Regions from separate parts of the Homo sapiens genome. Here region 2 is linked to region 1. Evidence: chromatin contacts called from ENCODE Hi-C or POLR2A ChIA-PET data. All regions are on one chromosome and are shown on one strand. Each heading gives the region's core, a stretch centred on a gene start or an enhancer-like site at or near the end of the contact. The rest is flanking DNA. Distances are from core to core; before and after follow the strand shown. Region 1 overlaps LOC124900218 (a long non-coding RNA gene). Region 2 has its middle 93 kb from the start of TFAP2A-AS2.

Region 1 (4,178 bases), core at 1,474-3,973:
CCAGTCTCTGAGAACTCAGGCCTTCCAGATAATTTTCTCTCTCCATTGAGGGAAGGGGAGCTTGGCAGGTGGGTGAAAGAGATGGTTTCTGGATTGCTTATTTTAGACCACATGTATGTGCTGTTGTGCAAATGGGTGCAGCTCCAGCTGTGGCTTCCTCGGTCTCTCTGCCTTAGTCATGGAAAACCTCAGAGAGGAAGTTTTAGGAAGACTTTCAGAGATGAAGGTGCAAAGGCGTGCAAGGTAGAAGAGTAGTGCTGGGAATATGAGGAGTAACTAAAAAGCAGGGGGAGAGGAGATAGGAACAATGCCTACATGGTATAAAGGAAACTTAGGAGGAGGAATTTCCAGGTCTTTCCAGGAAGCTGATCTGGGAGGAAGGCTCCTTCCGACTTCGTTGCTGTAAACATTAGTATTATCCCTTTGAGTGACTGTGAGAAGGAAAACCTCAATTCAAAAATATAGGCAGGTGTTGTGGCAAGTTTATAATATATTCCAGACAGTTTTTTTTTAACTTGGAGAATGATAGTCCTTGTGGGAAGTGAGTAATCATAAAATAAAAATGCAAACCTGACCCATACAGTCTTGAACATACTTAACCCTTAGAAGGATTCTAATTAATCAGACAAACAAATATCTAAGCAACCTAATGCAGAGGCTGCTTGTAGACTTGTTTGGTAAAAATGACTATAACAAAAATTAAGGATAACAAAAACATACAAAGTGGAATTGGCCTTTCACTTTGCCTTAAGGCTGGTCCTGATGAATAAATGATGAAAGAGAAAGGAGACAAAGATGGATTAACAGAGTATGACAAAGAGCTGAACGTTGTTGTGGACCTGAATGCCGTGGCAGGGAGCACACCGGCCTCTTCACTCTCATGCCAGTTTGGTTAATTCCCAGGCCCAAGTTGTAGGTCTGTCCTGAGAAGGTCCTATTCTGGTCCTGTGCCATCTCTAGACGAGAGAAACTAGGAAAAACTAGAAAATTTTCCATGTAAAGACAAAAATAGCCATCTGGAATCAGAAGAGCTGTGTTTGTATCCCAACTTCACCATTGATTAGCTAGGGTAACTGACACTTTTTTTTTTTTTTGAGATAGAGTCTTGCGCTGTCACCCAGGCTGGAGTGCAGTGGCGTGGTCTCAGCTCACTGCAATCTCCACCTCCCAGGTTTGAACAATTCTTCTGCCTCAGCCTCCTGAGTAGCTGGGACTACAGGCACGCACCACCACGCCTGGCTAATTTTTGTATTTTTAGTAGAGATTGGGTTTCACCATATTGGCCAGGCTGGTCTTGAACTCCTGACCTCGTGATCCTCCTGCCACGGCCTCTCAAAGTGCTTGGATTACAGGCATGAGCCACTGTGCGCGGCCGACATTTTTTTTTCTTAATCCAAGTCTCATTTTGCACACCTGCAGAAAGCAGATAATTTTTCACCAGCGTAGTTGTAAGGATCAACAAAAAATATGTTTGAAAGAGGTCTGAAATATATTTTTAAAAAATAAAGGAAACAAAACACAAATTTAAGTTTGATTTAGTGATTGGAAGAGCAGGCCAGTATTACCATTGCTTCATGTTTTTTAAGATAGAAAACTAGATGCTATGTATTCAAGGTTCAAAAACTAGGTATAATCAGGAGTCCTTTGGGAGAGAAATCTTCAAGCAGTACATCTTCAAGTATTGATACTACGATTTCATCAAATTTCTGTACTTTTGACACAATGTTAGGTTTGACTCTGGAAAGGCTCCACTGTGTTTTTTCCCAAATCCTCCCAATCCCCAACCATAGTGAAATTGGGCCAAATCATTCCAGGATGAGACACGCTTCCCTGTTACATTAAAGCAAAAATAAGTTTGCCAAGAAAAAGCAGATTTTCACAGAGGGCGTTGTACACGTTCTGGGAAAAGTCGTCTGGCTGGTTTCACCTCAGCTCAATCTTTTAAGTGCAATTTTTGCTTTCAGCCACACCAACTAATATTACATTAACCATTGCCCTAATGCCAGTTCCTCATTTGGCAAAACACACACGTGTGTGCACATGCGCGCACACACACGGGTCACTGGAAAATTATAAATTGACATAACTTCCTAGATGGCCTGAGGACTTCAAAGAATTAGAGAAGCATCAATCAGATAAATACGTGTGTGTTGCCTAGGTTTTAAAATGTTCCAGTCATGTGTAAATCACTGGCAAGACAGTTTTTTTTTTTTTTTCCAAGAGTATGCAGTAAAGGAAGCTTCAACAGGCTGGAAAATACAATGCATGTCTTTCTGTCATTTTTTGTTTTTATTTTTTGCTGCTTCCTGTCACCCTGGAGGTGGTCACAGTCTGGTCTCCCAGTACATACAAGGCGCTGGGTAAAGGGAGAAGCCGCGAGACAGAAGCCTGCATAATTTCTGCCTGCGAGGGAAGAACACTGGGGCCATTAGCAACGGCAGCAGGTTTTTCTCCCGCATCCCACGCTCTGCGCCTGAATGCCGTGCCCGTGAACACAGACTTCAGCACACCTTGTCATCAGAGGAGCTTCCTGGAAGCCAGCCAGCTGCAAGGCCCGAGGTCAAGCAATCACCATGACTATCAGCCACAAGGAGAACCTTGAGGGACCCAAGGAGGTGACGGCAGGTGGAGAGGCAGTTAGTGAATTCCGCAGAGCCGCTTGCTCGCTGCTGTGGCCTCGTCAGTGGCAGCGGCGGCTGTGACTGCCGGGAAGGTTTTATCTACTGATCAACACAGTGTGCCAGAGGGCTGATGGGATAGCCCGCTTTGGCAGAAGCTTCCAGTGGTAGCCTGCAACTAGACGGCAGAAGGAAAGGGGGAAAAAAAAATCTAACAACAAACCAGCGGGATCAGTTCCTCAGAGCACAAACACCAGTTTCAGGCCGTCCCCACTCCATCCCCGGCTCTTGCAGCCACGGCTGCCTGCTTGCATTAATTACTTCTCATTCCCAGCCGCATTTATTCCAAACTACCTTTAGGGTTCAAAGTGCAGGAACAAAATGACTTGGGTTGAAAGCAATTAACAAACAGGTTATTTTAAATTAACACACACTTTTACCAGCTGGCCCAAAGAGCTTGTACATGTCATGGCAGAGGTAGCAATGCCAGATATCGCATGAAAGGAGAAATGGGTTTTTCTTTTTCTCTTTTTTTTGGGGGGACAAGATCTCTGTCACCAGGCTGGAATGCAGTGTCGTGATCATGGCTCATTGCAGCCGCGAATTCCTGGGTTTAAGCCATCCTCCTGTCTTAGCCTTCAGAATAGCCGAGACTAAAGATTTAATGTCATTTCGCCTGGCTAATTTTTTTAAAATTATTTTTTGTAGAGACAGAGTCTCCCGCTGTTGCCCAGGCTGGTCTCAAACTCTTGTTCTCCAGCAACCCTCCTGCCTCGGCCTCCCAATGTGCTGGGATTGCAGGCATGAGCCACCCTGATCAGCTGTGGGTTTTTCTTCTTAACTTTTTTTCTAGTGACATGCACTAATCGTATTTTGGGATTTAAACATTTTGTTAAGACATATTTACCAGAGAGCTAAACCAAAGGAAATAATACCACTCTAATCATATACAGATTTCTCTCCGGTATTTATTATCTCTCATCTTTATTTATATAAAAAGTATGTTAGAGCTTCTGTAAATGCATTATAAATTTTATGTCCGTTTTTCTGTTTCACTTTGAATTTTTCTACCATTTCTATTTTAGTTGTTGTCATTTTGGGGAGATATTTCTTTTTCCCTTGTGTTATAGATATATATGGCTTTTCCTATCTTGTAAGTGGGTACTTTTTCTATGTTGTACTGTATACAGTGAGAATTTAACAATATTGAATGAAGAAATGAATTGCCTCACAGAATTTAAAATAGGTAACTACAAGAGAAAATGCCAGAAATTTGTACCAAATTTCTATAAGGTAATAATATGCTACCTATTGCTTCATAAAGGATTCTCCATAATAGGTTACTCAACTGTATCTAACATTATTTGATTTACGTGCAACTTTTCAGGAACACTTAACAACATAAAGTAGGAGAATGCCCATTGGGTGATTGTGGGTGGTAATGACACCTGGGGAGTAGTGATGTTTTAGTGTCATTTATAGCCACAGTAAATGCATATTGATTAAAATATATGCACATGTGCAACCTGCTCTTCAATCTATTATTTAGATACACTAAGG
Region 2 (4,198 bases), core at 1,097-3,596, 210 kb before region 1:
TCTTAATATTTTGAGGCTGTGCTACTCTGGGGACACTGCCTATGGGGTAGCCCTGCCCCATAAGGAGCAATAAAAAATAAGTAAAATAAAATAAAAATTTTGAGGCTGGATAAAATTGACTACACTTGAAAAACTGGGTCCTTTCTGTTTTTATTTTTTTGATTTTTTTGAGACCGAGTTTTGCTCTTGTCGCCCAGGCTGGAGTGCAATGTGATCTTGGCTCACTGCAACCTCCACCTCCCAGGTTCAAATGATTCTCCGGTCTCGGCCTCCAAGCGCCCACCACCACGCCCAGCTAATTTTTTTGTATTTTTAGTAGAGACGGGGTTTCACCATGTTGGCCAGGCTTGTCTCGAACTCCCAACCTCAGGAAAGGGAATATAGTATCCTATACTATCAAAGCAAAATGTAAAACTTTATTTAAAATCAGGGCAGGCTATGACGTGCTTCCTAGTCTTGAGTAGTATGTGGGGTTTCTGAATATGGAAGCCATATCAACAAACAGCGGCGACAGTTCGTGCAAATTGAGCACCAGACTAAAAGCAGGTAGGGTTCCTGGGAAGGAAGCGCTGTAATTCGAAACTCAGATTAGCCATTTTCTCCGCGGTAAAACAGAGACCACAAAGTAAACCTACTCACTCAGCGGACTCCCTGGCTGCGGCAGCTCCCTTTGAAGATACATTTATTTTCTAAAGAAAGCTGGTAAAAACCACTGACTATATTTAGCGTATGAAATGAATGTGATTGATTTTTGTTTCAGTGATTCTGCTTATAGAACATTTCTTTCTTTCTTTCTTTCTTTTTTTTTTTTTTTTTGAGACAGAGTCTCTGTCGCCCAGGCTGGAGTGCAGTGGCGCGATCTCAGCTCACTGCAACTTCCGCCTCCTGGGTTCAAGCGATTCTTCTGCCTCAGCCTACCTAGTAGCTGGGACTACAGGCATGCGCCACCACACCTGGCTAATTTTTTTGGTGTTTTTAGTAGAGACAGGATGTTGGCCAGGCTGGTCTCGAATTCCTGACCTCAAGTGATCCACCTGCCTTGGCCTCCCAAAGTGCTGGGATTACAGGCATAAGCCACCGCACCCAGCCTAGAACATTTTTAAGTATTGCTCAGAAATGTCCCAAAGGTGGGAGTTTTTCAGACACGTGAAACAGAAGTTCAGTTTGTCTTTCCTTACCCTTTTTTTTTTTTTTTTTGGAAAGTTTTCCTAGAGATCATGCAACAATAAACACAACCAAATATTAAAGTTCATTTTTTTTTTCGTTTGAGATAGGATCTCACTCTGTTGCCCAGGCTGGAGTGCAGTGGCATGATCACTGCTTACTGTAGCCTTGACCTCCTGGGCTCAAGTGATCCTCCTACCTCAGCCTCCTGAGTGGCTGGAACCACAGGCACACATCACCACACGCAGCTAATTTTTAAAATTATTTGTAGAGATGAGGTCTTACTATGTTGCCCAGGCTGGTCTTGAATTCTTGGGCTCAAGCGATCCTCCAGTTTCAGCCTCCCAAAGTGCTGGAATTACAGGCATGAGTCACCGCTCCTGGCCTGAAATTTCATTTTGTATGGAAATCTGTGAAACAAAACAAGCGTAGCTTCTCACCTTTCTCAGCGCCCACTTCATGCTCTGATCAATTAATTCAGAGTAATAGAAATGCAAGTGGTTGTTGGAATGCATTTGTTTGGAAACAGTACATCCAACTAAATGATTCCGATTTTTTTTTCAAAGTCCCAGATACGGGACATTAAAAAAACAAAAAGTGTACCTTGCGTACAAATTTTCTTTTAAACATACCAGAATGCTGTGTTTGCCTTTTGCTGTCTCAGCCTGCTTAGGAATTCCTAATGAGTAAACCGTAGCATTTAACAGTAAAATATGGTTATGGCTCTTAAATGCAGGCTACATTTAACAACCGTATATTGATTTTTTTCTTGTAATTTTATTTCCATGAACATTTCTGGTTTCTTAATTAGTAGCCTTTTAGAGAAAGATTTAACATTCTATCAGAGAGTTTGGCTTCTGTGATACAGCTTCTCAAGGGAGAGAAAGCTCTAGACTCGTAGCCCCTGTTGGGGAGGAAGAAGGCCAACACGCTATGCATACATGTGCAGATGTACACAGACACATGGCCCTCCCTCCCTTGCCTGCCAACACAATTAAGACAAAATCGCCGTGGTGAACCTGGCGACAAAACTCAACAATCTCCAATTGCACACTCACCCTGTAACGGGAAGAACTGTGTACCCCATGTTCCTTATTAAACCGAAGTATTTTATTTAATGAGCATGACTCACGCAAGGTGTTGCCATAAATCATCGGCTGGTTTACAAACTCAATAACTAGGCTTCCTGCTATAACTAGGCTGTGCACACCTTAAATTATTAACACGCCAGGGCCTTAAGGCAGATCTTTGATGATGATGATATAAACACTGTGAAGACAAGGTGCTCTCTCAGCAAAAGATTATTGACTCTAATTACCATTTACCACAGGAAAAAGAAAAGAAAAGACAATAAAATATGAGGGAGAATTTAAATCTAAGATTTAATTTTATGAGGAGCTTTAAATGCCCCCACCCCACAACTTTTTTCCTTTCGTTTTTTTTTCTTTTTTTCTTCTTATTTGCGGCTGCTGTACCAACCCGACTGAACTGCTGGTGTATAATGATAGCCCATGGTTGGCTAACCTTAAAAGGATGACCGTTGTTAAGAGGAAAGGAGGGAAAAGAATGGAAACAGGAGAGACTCTGCAGTGGATATGATGTAAATTCTTTGAAATGTGATGGAAAAAGGCCAGGGGGAAGAGAAAATGATAATACACTGGAAAGAAATCCCAGCTTTAATTGTTTTCATGTATATACGTAATAAAAAGGTTAAAGGACTAATATGCCTGGCTCCAGTCATTTTGGTTAGTAAACTAGAACTTCAGGTCAGCTTTTTAAAAGGAGTAATCTGCTCTTATTACGTGCTTGGGTTTTACTGCGTCCTCATTACACAGTTGTTGGAAGGATGCAAAGAAGTTAAAATGAGAGAGGCTTAATGATAAGAGAGCTTATTAAAAAATGAAAATCCAGACAAATGACACATGGCTCGTAGTTGCATACATAATATGTGTTTGCTTTCTGGTTATTTGTGGAAGGTGGACATATCAGCTGGGGAAGGAGTGCCTAGGACGAATGAAAAGTGGAAAAAGAGGCTCAGTTTAGCTTCCTGCTGTCAAAGGCTTTTGTTCTGCCTTCCCCTGCGGTTTTGCAGATTTCTCATTTCAAGGGCTGACTCTCTGCTCAGGTCATTGTCTCTGTAGGCTAAATTGTTGGCTTAAATTTCTACCATTAAAACAACTACAAGTTGTCATCTAATATTTATTTATGGAATCATTCTGGAATGTTGGAGTTGGAAAGGACTTTGGAAATGATCAACCTCTTTATTTTGCAAAGGTGAACATTTCATCCCTGAAGGGTGAAGTGATTTGGCCAACACCTCTCCCAGGTCTGTAGACCTCTGAATGAAGGTGGAACCCAAATCAGCCTCTTGCTCTGTCAGAAAGTGGCGTCTGCTGGAACTCATCTCAGAAAACACAGGAATGTAGTCAGTGATTGGGAAATTCACTATTGGCCTCATACATAAAATAGGTGACGCTGATTACTCTATCTGTCCTGGGGATATTTAAAGCAGGTCTTACAATCCAATGAAACTGTTAAAATATGACCAGAATGTGGAAAAAAGAATCTGTGATACAGGTTTAAAACTCTTTGCTTTTAATTTAAATAGCTTTGCTAGATTTTAGGATCATGTAAGATTTTTGGAAAAGGGCAGATTCAGGGACATAAGAATCTGCTCCCAAGCCCTATTTTCTCTAGTATTTCTTGGAGGTCACCTGTGCATCTATTCTAGTCTATTCTTAGACTGCTAGGGGACAGAAATGAGGAAGCTATTACAGGCACTAGGAGCCTTCTTCAAGAGACCTTTTGGTGCACCTATGCTGGTTTTGCCATCTGGTAAAGATGTTGTGTGAGTTATGGCTGTCTTACCCAATACAACACACTGGTTGCATCTGGACCAGGTCTTGCTACAGAGCAGCACTTGGGGACCAGGCATCATGCCTTCCTTCCCTGGATACAAAAAGATGAATCTACATGTAAAGGGAAAGACAAACGATGCCTTTCAATATTTTTGGGAAAATACTTCATGGTTACT

What was found. A loop is a pair of places that touch in the nucleus more often than their neighbours do. ChIA-PET counts read pairs that join two places held with the same protein, here RNA polymerase II (POLR2A). Pooled maps may share reads with other maps.
Region 2: a loop to region 1 is called in a pooled map, with 2.6 times the contacts of the local background. The contact joins two enhancer-like sites. A Hi-C loop is called at or near these places in 2 of 50 pooled maps. POLR2A ChIA-PET finds 5 or more read pairs at or near these places in 2 of 52 experiments (MCF 10A and RWPE1).

Annotation. Positions count from the first base shown.
Region 1 is chr6:10,097,701-10,101,878 of GRCh38, reverse strand. LOC124900218 (a long non-coding RNA gene) reads left to right here. Exons shown (of 5, transcript XR_007059909.1): 5 at 2,321-4,178. It also overlaps the pseudogene OFCC1. Among named protein-coding and RNA genes, the nearest start is that of TFAP2A-AS2, 300 kb to the left of the region's middle. Within about 2 kb of position 2,723, at least 4 of the 41 ENCODE cell types and tissues checked have a DNase peak (open chromatin) inside an H3K27ac peak, as active enhancers do.
Region 2 is chr6:10,309,064-10,313,261 of GRCh38, reverse strand. No RefSeq gene overlaps it. Among named protein-coding and RNA genes, the nearest start is that of TFAP2A-AS2, 93 kb to the left of the region's middle. Within about 2 kb of position 2,346, at least 3 of the 41 ENCODE cell types and tissues checked have a DNase peak (open chromatin) inside an H3K27ac peak, as active enhancers do.